Linked DNA regions of Homo sapiens: region 2 is linked to region 1. A link is a loop called in an ENCODE intact Hi-C map of the cell type or tissue named here. Cell type or tissue: heart left ventricle. All regions are shown on one strand. Region 1 overlaps MTR (5-methyltetrahydrofolate-homocysteine methyltransferase). Region 2 overlaps ACTN2 (actinin alpha 2).

Region 1 (5,000 bases):
TCTACATATATGGTACTGCTCAGGACTGATCAATTAATCAATGAGTGGCCAACCCACACACTTCACAGCTCGTTGCCCGCCGTGGAAGCAAGTACAGCTTCATTGACACAGGGCAGGAAATTGTTAAGTACAGGCGAGGAGGTGTTTGGTAATGGCACACAGGAATGTCACAGAGCTCAGGGACAGCTGTGCATGGGGAAGCCGTTTTCCAGGTATACTCGGCCCATCAATTATTCTTTGCTAACAAAGGCCAGAGGGGGACCCAAAGCTTCCCTGCGCCACAGGAGAGAGAGATCACAGAGCCCCATGGTACCTTCGAAGAGACAGCAATCAGAGCCTACTCAGAAGAGCAGACTCCCAGAGTAATAAGGCACTGCCACCAGAATGTTCCAGAGTGCACTGGAGGAAAGCCCCTCCTGAGAAATTGCTACCTGGGTAGGTAATGTATGTGCCTGGCCCAGTTCCCCTCTCCAGAGGCTACTAAAAAGGTGAACTCTGAGAATTCATTCTATTAAATGCCCTAATATGTCACAGACTGCCCGGACATGAATGGTACTGAAAGTAAAAAGAGATCGCAGAGGACACAGGACTTGAAAGATGAAAGACTGGGCTAGAGCAGAGGTTTTTGAACAGTTATGTCTGTAAAAGAATAGCCACAAATTCCCTAGTGAGGAGGGGCTGGAACTTAACATTAGAACCCCAGTGCCTTATATTCTGTGGCGTCCGAGCCTGGGCGCATACAGTGAGGATTTACTGAGCCTAAGTGCATATGGTAAGGATGTAGCTGTCCTTGTTTAATTCTTCATGGTACTGCTGAAGGCCCCAAATTTAAGAATCCCTTCAGATGCTGTTATGGTAAAAATATGGATGATTATGAATTATATTGTGGTTGGGATTAAAATGCGCCACTATCTTTTTTGTTTGTTTTTTAGAGACAGGGTCTCACTCTGTTGCCCAGGTTGGAATACAGTGGCATGATCATGGCTTACTGCAGCCTCGATCTCCTAGGCTCAAGTGATCCTCCCGCCTCATCCTCCCGAGTAGCTGGCTGAAGAAGTACAGGCCTGCACTCCCCAGTGCACGGCTCATTTTTAAATTTGTTTTGTAGAGACAGGGTCTTGCCATCTTGCCGGGGCTAGTCTCAAACTCCTAGGCTCAAGCAATCCTCCCACCTTGGCCTCTCAAAGTGCTGGGATTACAGGTGTGAGCCACTGTGCCCAGCCAACATTATTATTTCTGAACGACTGAAAATGGCAGTAAAACAGAGTAATTTTCTGCAAATTATTAAATTTGTTAATGACTCTGGTGAATTCTGGTTCCAATTCTTGATTAAGACACTCTTTTTTACAGCAGCTAAAGGGACATGCATATGATATTTGCCTTTTCAAAGGTGGGGGGGATGAGAGACAAGTTGCTGAGAAGAGTCTGTTCTCGTCACTCGAAAGAAAAAAAGCCAGCACAGTCAAAGAACGGCCACTGGGGATATGTACAGGCTGGGCTCTCCTCTCTATATTGGGGGGCCCAGCACAATCTCCATCATCCTTCATCTTCTCTGTAAAACACAAACTTAAACTGCCTCACACGGCTGTGTGGAAATTAAAAGCATGACCATCAAGCACCTTACTATGCACCTGGCACCTGGTATACATTCTGCAAATGTTTGTTTCCACCTGTCTTCCCCTTTCAAGGGAAGCCACCTGACAGTCTATTTTAATAATATGCATAGATATTAACCTACGTTTTTGAACAAGTGAGTGTTCTCTTTCTTCAGAAGCTAAGAAGACTGAGATCCTGACACGTGACCACCTGAGACAGCAGCAATGGTCCTCGCCCATCCATGGAACACAATATTAAACGCCTCACTCCTGCTGAGTGGTCCTGCCTCTGACACCCATGGTGGCGCCTTCTCTCCCTCGTCCTCACAGATGGCTTGGGCTTGGGCGTGTGACTGGTCACTTCTTGGGCATGTGATTGGTCATTTGGGAGGAGGTGAAGCAGACCCTCATTTATGCAAAGCTCTTTTGTGTAGTGCTTAAACTCACAAGCGAAAGCGGTGTGCTGGCTGTCAGTACACCTTCCATACCTGTTGCCTTAACCCATAGAAGGTGGCTATGGGCTCTGCAGCCTGGGGCACAGCAGCCTCTGCGTACAGGTGAATGTCGTCTTGGATACTCTGTGCTGGCCAGAACCCAACCACACCCCGGGCCCGGAGTTTCTTTTGACTAATCAGTGTGTTCAGCATATTGTGGGCATCATCGTAGACCTTCCTGGCCTCTCCACCTATTAGAAAAACAGAATTAGAATTCACTTAAAGATGCCAAAAATAACCATCAAACAATGCTTCTTTTAAAAGCCATTACCCCTCCTCAGTCACCTTCCCTCTTCAGGCTTCTCCATTTTCCTCAAATGCTTTCTGGTGTTTGCCACTGACCCAGCTTAAAGTGGAACAGCCAGGGCTTTGCGGCTCCTGCTAAGTGCAGCTCCCACAGTCTGCTTCTCCCAGTTCAAGCCACTCAAGTTTTCCACTGGACAAAAAGCAGAGAGCCAAAGCTGTGGCTCCCCAAAGCATTCTGTCAGAGAGGATGAGAAAGAGCAGGCCACATTCCTCACTGACATTCCTCGTGCACATACAACTCCACTGACTTTGCAGTGACCTCTGGGAGACGCGACCTGTGCCTCGTATTCCGTGGTGCTTTTAATCCCAACTACAATATAATTCGTAACGATTGACATTTTGACCGTAACAACCTCTGAAGGGATTCTTCAATTTGGGGCCTTCAACAGTACCATGAAGAGTTAAACAAGGACAGCTACATCCTCACCCTATGCACTCAGACTCGGTAAATCCTCACTGTATGCGTCCAGGCCCAGACACCACAGAATACAAAGCATGGTGAATATAAGGCACAGGCCCCGTCCCCCAGAGGTCGCTGTGAAGTCAGTGGAATTGTATGTGTACAGGGAACGTTAGTGGTAAGGGGTGAAGTGTGGCCCAAATCCTCACATGTGGCTTCAATGCTGCACCTGGGCTGGCCTGCTCCCGGACCTGCAGTGGGAGCCAGCCTCCGAGGACACCATCTCGGTTTCCGTGAGACTCGGCCACCCTGCCCATGGTGAGAAGCCTGTCCCACGGCCCCTGGACAGCTCACCTGTGATGATTCAGGGGCAGCACACTAAGAAGCCCCTTGCTCATCACCACGTTCCTGACTACCTGAGAGTTCCTGAGTCTCAGCATCCGAACACGCACACCCAGGCACGCCCCCCCGTGGGAAACTTGGCAAAAGGCTGGTTTCTAGGCTCCTCTCAGCCCTAATCCCATGCTTCTGTGAGTCTACCCCTCCCTGCTGCTCTGATCTGGCTACTACCTGATCCTTTGAATGGCTTTGCATTTGGATTCCGTGTCTCTGTCGGTGGATTCTGGGGTAAGGCTAGAAGTGAGAAGTGGGGGTAGTAATTTAACACCTCACTTACTTCTCTAGTTTATCACCCTAAATCCCCATTCCCTCCCCAATGCTCCAAGCACAATGGGCTCCTTGCAGTTCCCCAAATAGGCACATGTGCCTGTGCCTTCTCACACTGTCTCCTCTACCTGGAATGACCTTTTCTTCAACACCATATCACATCCACAGTCCCAGCCACGGCAACTCCCACTGAATCGTCAAAAACAGTTCGAACACCACCTTGTCCAGGAAGCCTGCCCTGACCTCCCAGTCTGAGCTCTATCTCCTCTTATGTCCACAGGAGCCCAGGCAGGGCCCATTACTATTGGATGTGCCAGCTAGTCAGGTGCTAGACAGCAGGGATTATATTGTCTTCCATTTATCCCTAGTGCTCAGCATGTAACTGATGTCAATAAACATTTATTGAAAGAATAAAGTAAATACCAAATTTAGTTGATGCAATAAGGACCAATCTAGCAGATTGAAAACCATTAAAAAGTTGGGCAGGTGAGCAATATGAAAGCAGCCGTAATCTGCACAATCCAAATCCACTGCTCCTCACCGATTCCGGTCTTCAAAGTCACAATCCCACAGCTTGAATATCAGAGGCAGAAAGGAAGGACTTACTGCACTAACCTACTGTTTTGTCGTTAAATATCTTGGGAAAGCCTCGATTCGGGTACTTGCCCCGGAGCTGCCAGACATCAAAGAAAGGCTTCCAGTCAATGTAGTCCACCAGCTTCTGCAGGTCATAGTCTTCAAAGACCTGGGTCCCAATAAACGTGGGCTTCACTACAGGAGAGAAGTATGGTTGTCAATGCTGACGCTGGCACCCTGCCTGATGGAGGCCTCCCTGCCAGCTCCTCACTGCTCTGCCAACTCCCACACTCCGCCTCCCTCCTGTCACCCGTAGGAGTTGTTTTACAAAGAGGGGAACTTTAAATTATCGTGGAGAAGGAGTAATTCTGCACTGAGTCTTAAATAAAACTATTCTTCACATGCAGCTGACTACACCACCCTTGGAAACTGTTCCCTCAACCCTTCCATCCCCACCCCCTGCCCAAGAAGGAAAGACAGACGGGTTAATCCTCACTTGCACAAATGAAGACAAGGTGAACATGAAGAACATGAAAGAACATGAAGAACATGTCCAGAAAGACATGGAGAGTAAGCTACTTATCTAAAGTTTCAAAACCGGAAACAATCATCTAGATTGTCTACTGACACATATGCTCAAAGTATAGGCAAATGAAGTCCCAAATTCAGGACTGCTGTGCTTTCTGCAGGGGAGGAAGGGACACATGTGGGACTTCCGATACATACTCCTCAATACATAATCCTCCACTCTGCCAAGCATGTGTGCAGCACAGATGTATGAGCAAGGAAAAGCTGATTTATTACCTTAGAAATATGGATTCAATTAATATAACCTCTGTTCACTCTGCATTGTTTCGTTTTTTAAAAATCAGATGGTAGGTTATGTCTTAAGCTGGCTAGTGGGTATACGTGGATGTTTAATATATTGTTCTTTATACCTCCTGGTGAGTCTAAAATACATCA
Region 2 (5,000 bases), 200 kb after region 1:
GTTGCAGTGAGCCGAGATTGCGCCACTGCACTCCAGCCTGGCGACAGAGCAAGACTCCATCTCAAAAAAAAAAAAAAAAAATAGTGGGACAACAGCAGTAAAGTTGTTTGGGTTGAAATAAAGAGACTGTAATTTTTGGAGGTCAAAATGGTCAGCATCAAGTATTTCATATCGTTCTATCTTACATATAAATTATCTTAAAATCCTCATAAACAGCAATGAGATTACCTACCTTCTAAAAGTTAATTGTCATCTTCACATCTTGTTTGACTATAACAAAATAACTTAAAGACTCCACATGACTTTAGAAGATAGGATTTCTTGATTTGTCTTTGCAATCTCAATTATAACTACCTTTGCAAAACTCAATCATAGCTTCATATTAAATACTGCTCCCATTCCCCCAAAACAATCTTTTTTTTTTTTTTTTGAGACAGAGTCTTCTTCTGTCACCGAAGCTGGAGTGCAGTGACACGATCTCACTGCGCTCCAGCTGTGAGTGCAGCTCACTCACTCCAATTCCAATGAGTCTCCTGCCTCAGCCTCCCGAGTAGCTGGGATTACAGGCGCATACCACCACACCTGGCTAATTTTTGGATTTTTAATAGAGATGGGGTTTCACCATGTTGGCCAGGCTGGTCTCGAACTCCTGACCTGATGTGATCTGCCTGCCTCGGCCTCCCAAAGTGCTGGGATTACAGGCTTAAGCCTCTGCGCCTGGCCCCAAAACAATCTCATATTCACCTATTTGTACATTTGGTTCTCACATTCACTAATAAAATATAGGTCTTTTCTAAGATAGCATGGCTTTTTATGAAAAGGTTGTAATGGATACTAATAAGAATCTGTTTTCAGTGTATAATAATTTCTAAAGACTATGACCAACACATTTACCCCCTAGCAAAAACAAATAAGACAAATCAAAGTTATGCCAACTTCTTGGTCTAGGGCTTGGCATGTATGAAGACTGCATATGCCAGTTCTTTCCCAGGACCACAGAATCACCTGCAATCTTGTCTCCATTTTCCAATTCCAGCACTGTGAAGCACACTGCATCTTCAAAAAAATTTCCCCATGTTTTCTATACAAAAACAAATTTAAATTTATACGTCTCTGAATCATAAATGAACTTGGAATTTTCTTTATTAAGTGGGTGAAGGTTTTCAATCTGGGCAGGGGGGGGGAACTCATTTCAAATCAAATTCAGGTTACCAGAACTTTTTCTCATAAATATGGTGACAAATTTTATTATGATATACATAAATCTGTATAATTATTTTTTCAATTCTAAAAGCTCTAAATTCCAATTATTGATGTTCTTTTTTTTTTTTTTCAGACACAGCACATCTCTTAACTTTTTTTTTTTTTTTTTGAGACAGTCTCACTCTGTCTCCCATGCTGGGGTGCAGTGGCATGATCTTGGCTCACAGCAGCCGCCGCCTCCCAGGTTCAAGTGATTTTCATGCCTCAGCCTCCCAAGTGGCTGGGATTATGGGCAGACATCACCATACCCAGCTAATTTTTTTTTTTTTTTTGTATTTTTAGTAGAGACTGGGTTTCGCCGTGTTGGCCAGGCTGGTCTCAAACTCCTGGCCTCATCTGATTCACCTGCCTCAGCCTCCCAAAGGGCTGGGATTACAGGCATGAGACACTGTGCCCGGCCTGAACATTTTTTAACGAAAAGCTTATTTCTCACTCTGTCACCCAGAGCGGGAGTGCAGTGGTGCCATCATAGCTCACTGCAGCCTCAAACTTCTGAGCTCAAGCAATCCTCTCACTTCAGCCTCCCAAGTAGCTAAAACTACAAGCACACGCCACCATACCGGCTAATTTTTAAATTTTTTTTGTAGAGACAAGGTCTCTCTATGTTGCCCAGGACACTCTCTAACTCCTAGCCTCAAGAGACAGCCTTGCCTCAGCCTCCCAAAGTGCTGGGAATATGGGCATGAGCCACCACACCCGGCCTCGACAGCTCAGACTTACAATAAAAATCAAGTCAGGGAACTCTTTTCGGGGACCTGAGAAAATACTTCAAGAGAACATTTTTAAAAAGCATTAAATGAGTATGAGTTGGGAGTTAACACATTCAGAGCTCAAAAAGTCATAAAGACTGCCAAAAAAGATGTTAATTGTTAAAATGAAAGTTTTTTTAATTTAAAAAGTAATTGTACTAAACGTTTCTTAGAAATGATTCATAATTTCTTCATTCAATAAATGTCAGTGCGGGCCAGGCGTGGTGGCTCACACCTGTAATCCCAGCACTTTGTGAGGTCGAGGCGGGTGGATCACTTGAAGTCTGGAGTTCAAGACCAGCCTGATCAACATGGAGAAACCCCGTCTCTACTAAAAATAAAAAAATTAGCCGGGCGTGGTGGCAAATGCCTGTAATCCCAGCTACTCAGGAGGCTGAGGCAAGAGAATCACCTGAACCTGGGAGGCGGAGGTTGTGGTTAGCCGCCGAGATTGTGCCATTGCACTCCAGCCCGGGCAACGACAGTGAAACTCCGTCTCAAAAAAAAAAAAAAAAGAAAAGAAAAAAAAAAATGTCAGTGCAGACTCTGTGTGAGTCCAATGAGGCACAGGGACCTACAGAGAAGAGCTACTGCTCATAGCCCTTGTTGGGGAGACAGAGCATCAGGTGACCCCTGCTCTAGAAGGCAGACCTCTCAGTAAAGCAGCTGCAGAAGGAGGTACTACTAAGATAGGTGGAGGAGGGAGGGTCTATGGAAGAGACAAGGGCTCGAGTCAGACACAGTGACAGGCAATCAGGGACATGAGATCTTTAAAAACCTGCAGCAGGGATACTGGGGTGGTGAATGAACAGACGATGGGGCTAGTTCAGGCCTGGCCTCACAAACCACCATAAGAGGCTTGAACTCTCTCCTGAAGGCAACCAAGAACCACAGAGACACTTGAATCAGGAAAATATCACAACCAGGCTTGTGTCTTATTAAGATCATTTTTGGCAGCATCTTGGAGAAAAGCCAGCAGACGAGCATGACCCTTGGAAGGGTGACAAAAAGGGAGGCCACCACCCTCATCTCCGCAGGGAAGGTGGAAAGCCTGAAGGCCTTGGAGCACACAGGGAGGGGAAGAGGCAGGGTCCAGAGGACTCCACGGGAGGTGGTGACCCAACGGCCGTGGTGTGGGAGAGGAGGAGGGGGCAAGGGTAACACTCGGGTTTCTGGCTTGGGCGCCTGGAAGAAAGACATTTCCATTCACCATGAAGGGGAACCAAGCAGGAGGGTTTGAAACACCTTTGGCTTTGAAAACACCTTCCTTACACCAGCCTGGCTGAAGCAGATGCCCCTCCTCTGTGCTTCTCACAGACCACTCCTGTCTCTTGAACTTGGCTGTAAGCTCCTTAAGGGCCATGGTGGTGTCATCAACTCTCTCTGCTGGTCCCTAGGACTACAAAAATGTTTGCCAAATGAATGAAAGAATGAACCATCATGCTTGTGTTCCATTTATATTTTGCTCCTCACCAGGGTTGCAGGTAAAAACACCTTGTAGTTTCCAATCTAGAAAACTCTGTGTGTGTGTGTGTGTGTGTGTGTGTGTGTGTGTGTGCATGTGTGCAGATGTTTGTACCAAAAATTTTCCTCAGTCTTCTTCAGAAAGGCCAAATTCTTGCACTTAAGGTTTTCCTTCCTTTGAAATTTGTCTAGCATAGTAGTTTGCAAGCGTCTCCCCCAATCTCTGCTTTCTGTTCTTTCTGGAAGACTTAGTGCCGTTCCCAGGGAAACGGCGGTAGGATTCTGACTGTCCTCCAACGCATTCCGTGTGAACTCCTCTGCTCATCATGGTAGCACCCTCACCCACTCCAGAACTGCGCCTTTTCTGTAGGTGTCTCCCAGCTGCAGCAACCGACTGCGGTGCTTTCTGACAGTTTTCTGAGGCTGCGTTAATTAAGTTTCCCTGCTAAGAGTTATATTCCTCCTCCCACACTCTGGAAAATCTTATAATGGGCTTAAGTTTCTTACCTGGTGAATGTGGCTGAAGGCCTAGGGCAACCCCGGGACACATCACGGTGTCCCAAATAGGATGTAAAAGCAAAGAGTGTTTTTTGTGCCTCAGAACTCCTGCACCTGTGATTCTCCGTAGCAAACCACATGTATATTTATTACAGTCCCTCTGGGTGCAGAGGTTTCTTAGTGCCCACACAAGACCCTGCCTTTAACCTCTTCTTTGACACTTCTGCCCATTAAGAACTTTCTCTGGCTCTCAAAGACTATCTACAATTCCACCTCTCCCTCCCAGCAATGGCCACATGGACACCGGATTTGCCACCTCAGCACGGTGGCTCCTTTCCCTGCACAGAATAATGACACATCCTGTAAATACTTAACTTCTTATCCAGACACAATCTCCCAGTGGATAAACAGACTCTCCTCATTAGTTTGGTTGTTGCTTGTCAATACCACTGTCTTGACATTAAAGCCCAGGAGCTCTAATGGGGAGGATCATATCTACTTAATTGGATTTATACCACAGCCTACTGTGGAACAACATGTGGTTATTTAATACTTCGTATAATCCCTCCTGATCACTCTCAAATTGATGCCTTCCTCACCACTGCTTCTAACAGCCCCCTTGTTCTAATCCTCACCACTTTATCTGGATGGTCCCATAACAGGCTTTTGCCTGGGTCCCCCAGCCTCAGGCCCTTGTCCACTCAGATTTATCTCACCAACAATACTAGTTCTGTAAGCATGGGTCTTCCCAGCTCAAAAAACCTCTGGAGCTCTGCATGTCTTGGAGAATGAAGTCTGCACTCACCTTAGCATCCCAGGCCCTCTATAACCTGGCCCTTTTTCGTGGATCCAACTTTCTAAGTTTGAATATGCATCTTTAGCATCGGGTATTATCTCCCTATCACACGTGCACAAACACACCATGAGCCACAGACATATCCGATACAGAGCTAGGCTTTGGGAGACCTGAGTCCTGGTCTAGCCACCTTGGTTACTTTCTCCTTCTATACTCTTACCTTTGAACTT

Evidence for each region. Peaks named below come from ENCODE experiments on the same cell type or tissue, not always from the same donor. Only the 100,000 strongest peaks of a DNase experiment are listed, where the experiment ranks them.
Region 2: it touches region 1 in a loop (6-fold over the local background); 1 of 110 quality-filtered maps calls a loop at or near these places.

What each region holds. Positions count from the first base shown.
Region 1 is chr1:236,888,413-236,893,412 of GRCh38, reverse strand. It overlaps MTR (5-methyltetrahydrofolate-homocysteine methyltransferase), which reads right to left. Exons shown (of 33, transcript NM_000254.3): 28 at 4,077-4,232; 29 at 2,084-2,280. Among named protein-coding and RNA genes, the nearest start is that of MTR, 96 kb to the right of the region's middle. In heart left ventricle, a CTCF peak has its summit at 2,923 (motif pointing right); a DNase peak (open chromatin) is centred at 4,292; H3K27ac peaks cover 4,893 bases.
Region 2 is chr1:236,691,748-236,696,747 of GRCh38, reverse strand. All of the region lies in intron 1 of ACTN2 (actinin alpha 2), which reads right to left. Among named protein-coding and RNA genes, the nearest start is that of ACTN2, 7.7 kb to the right of the region's middle. In heart left ventricle, no CTCF peak of the experiment used is centred here; a DNase peak (open chromatin) is centred at 3,120; H3K4me3 peaks cover 2,651 bases; H3K27ac peaks cover 3,665 bases; H3K27me3 peaks cover 309 bases.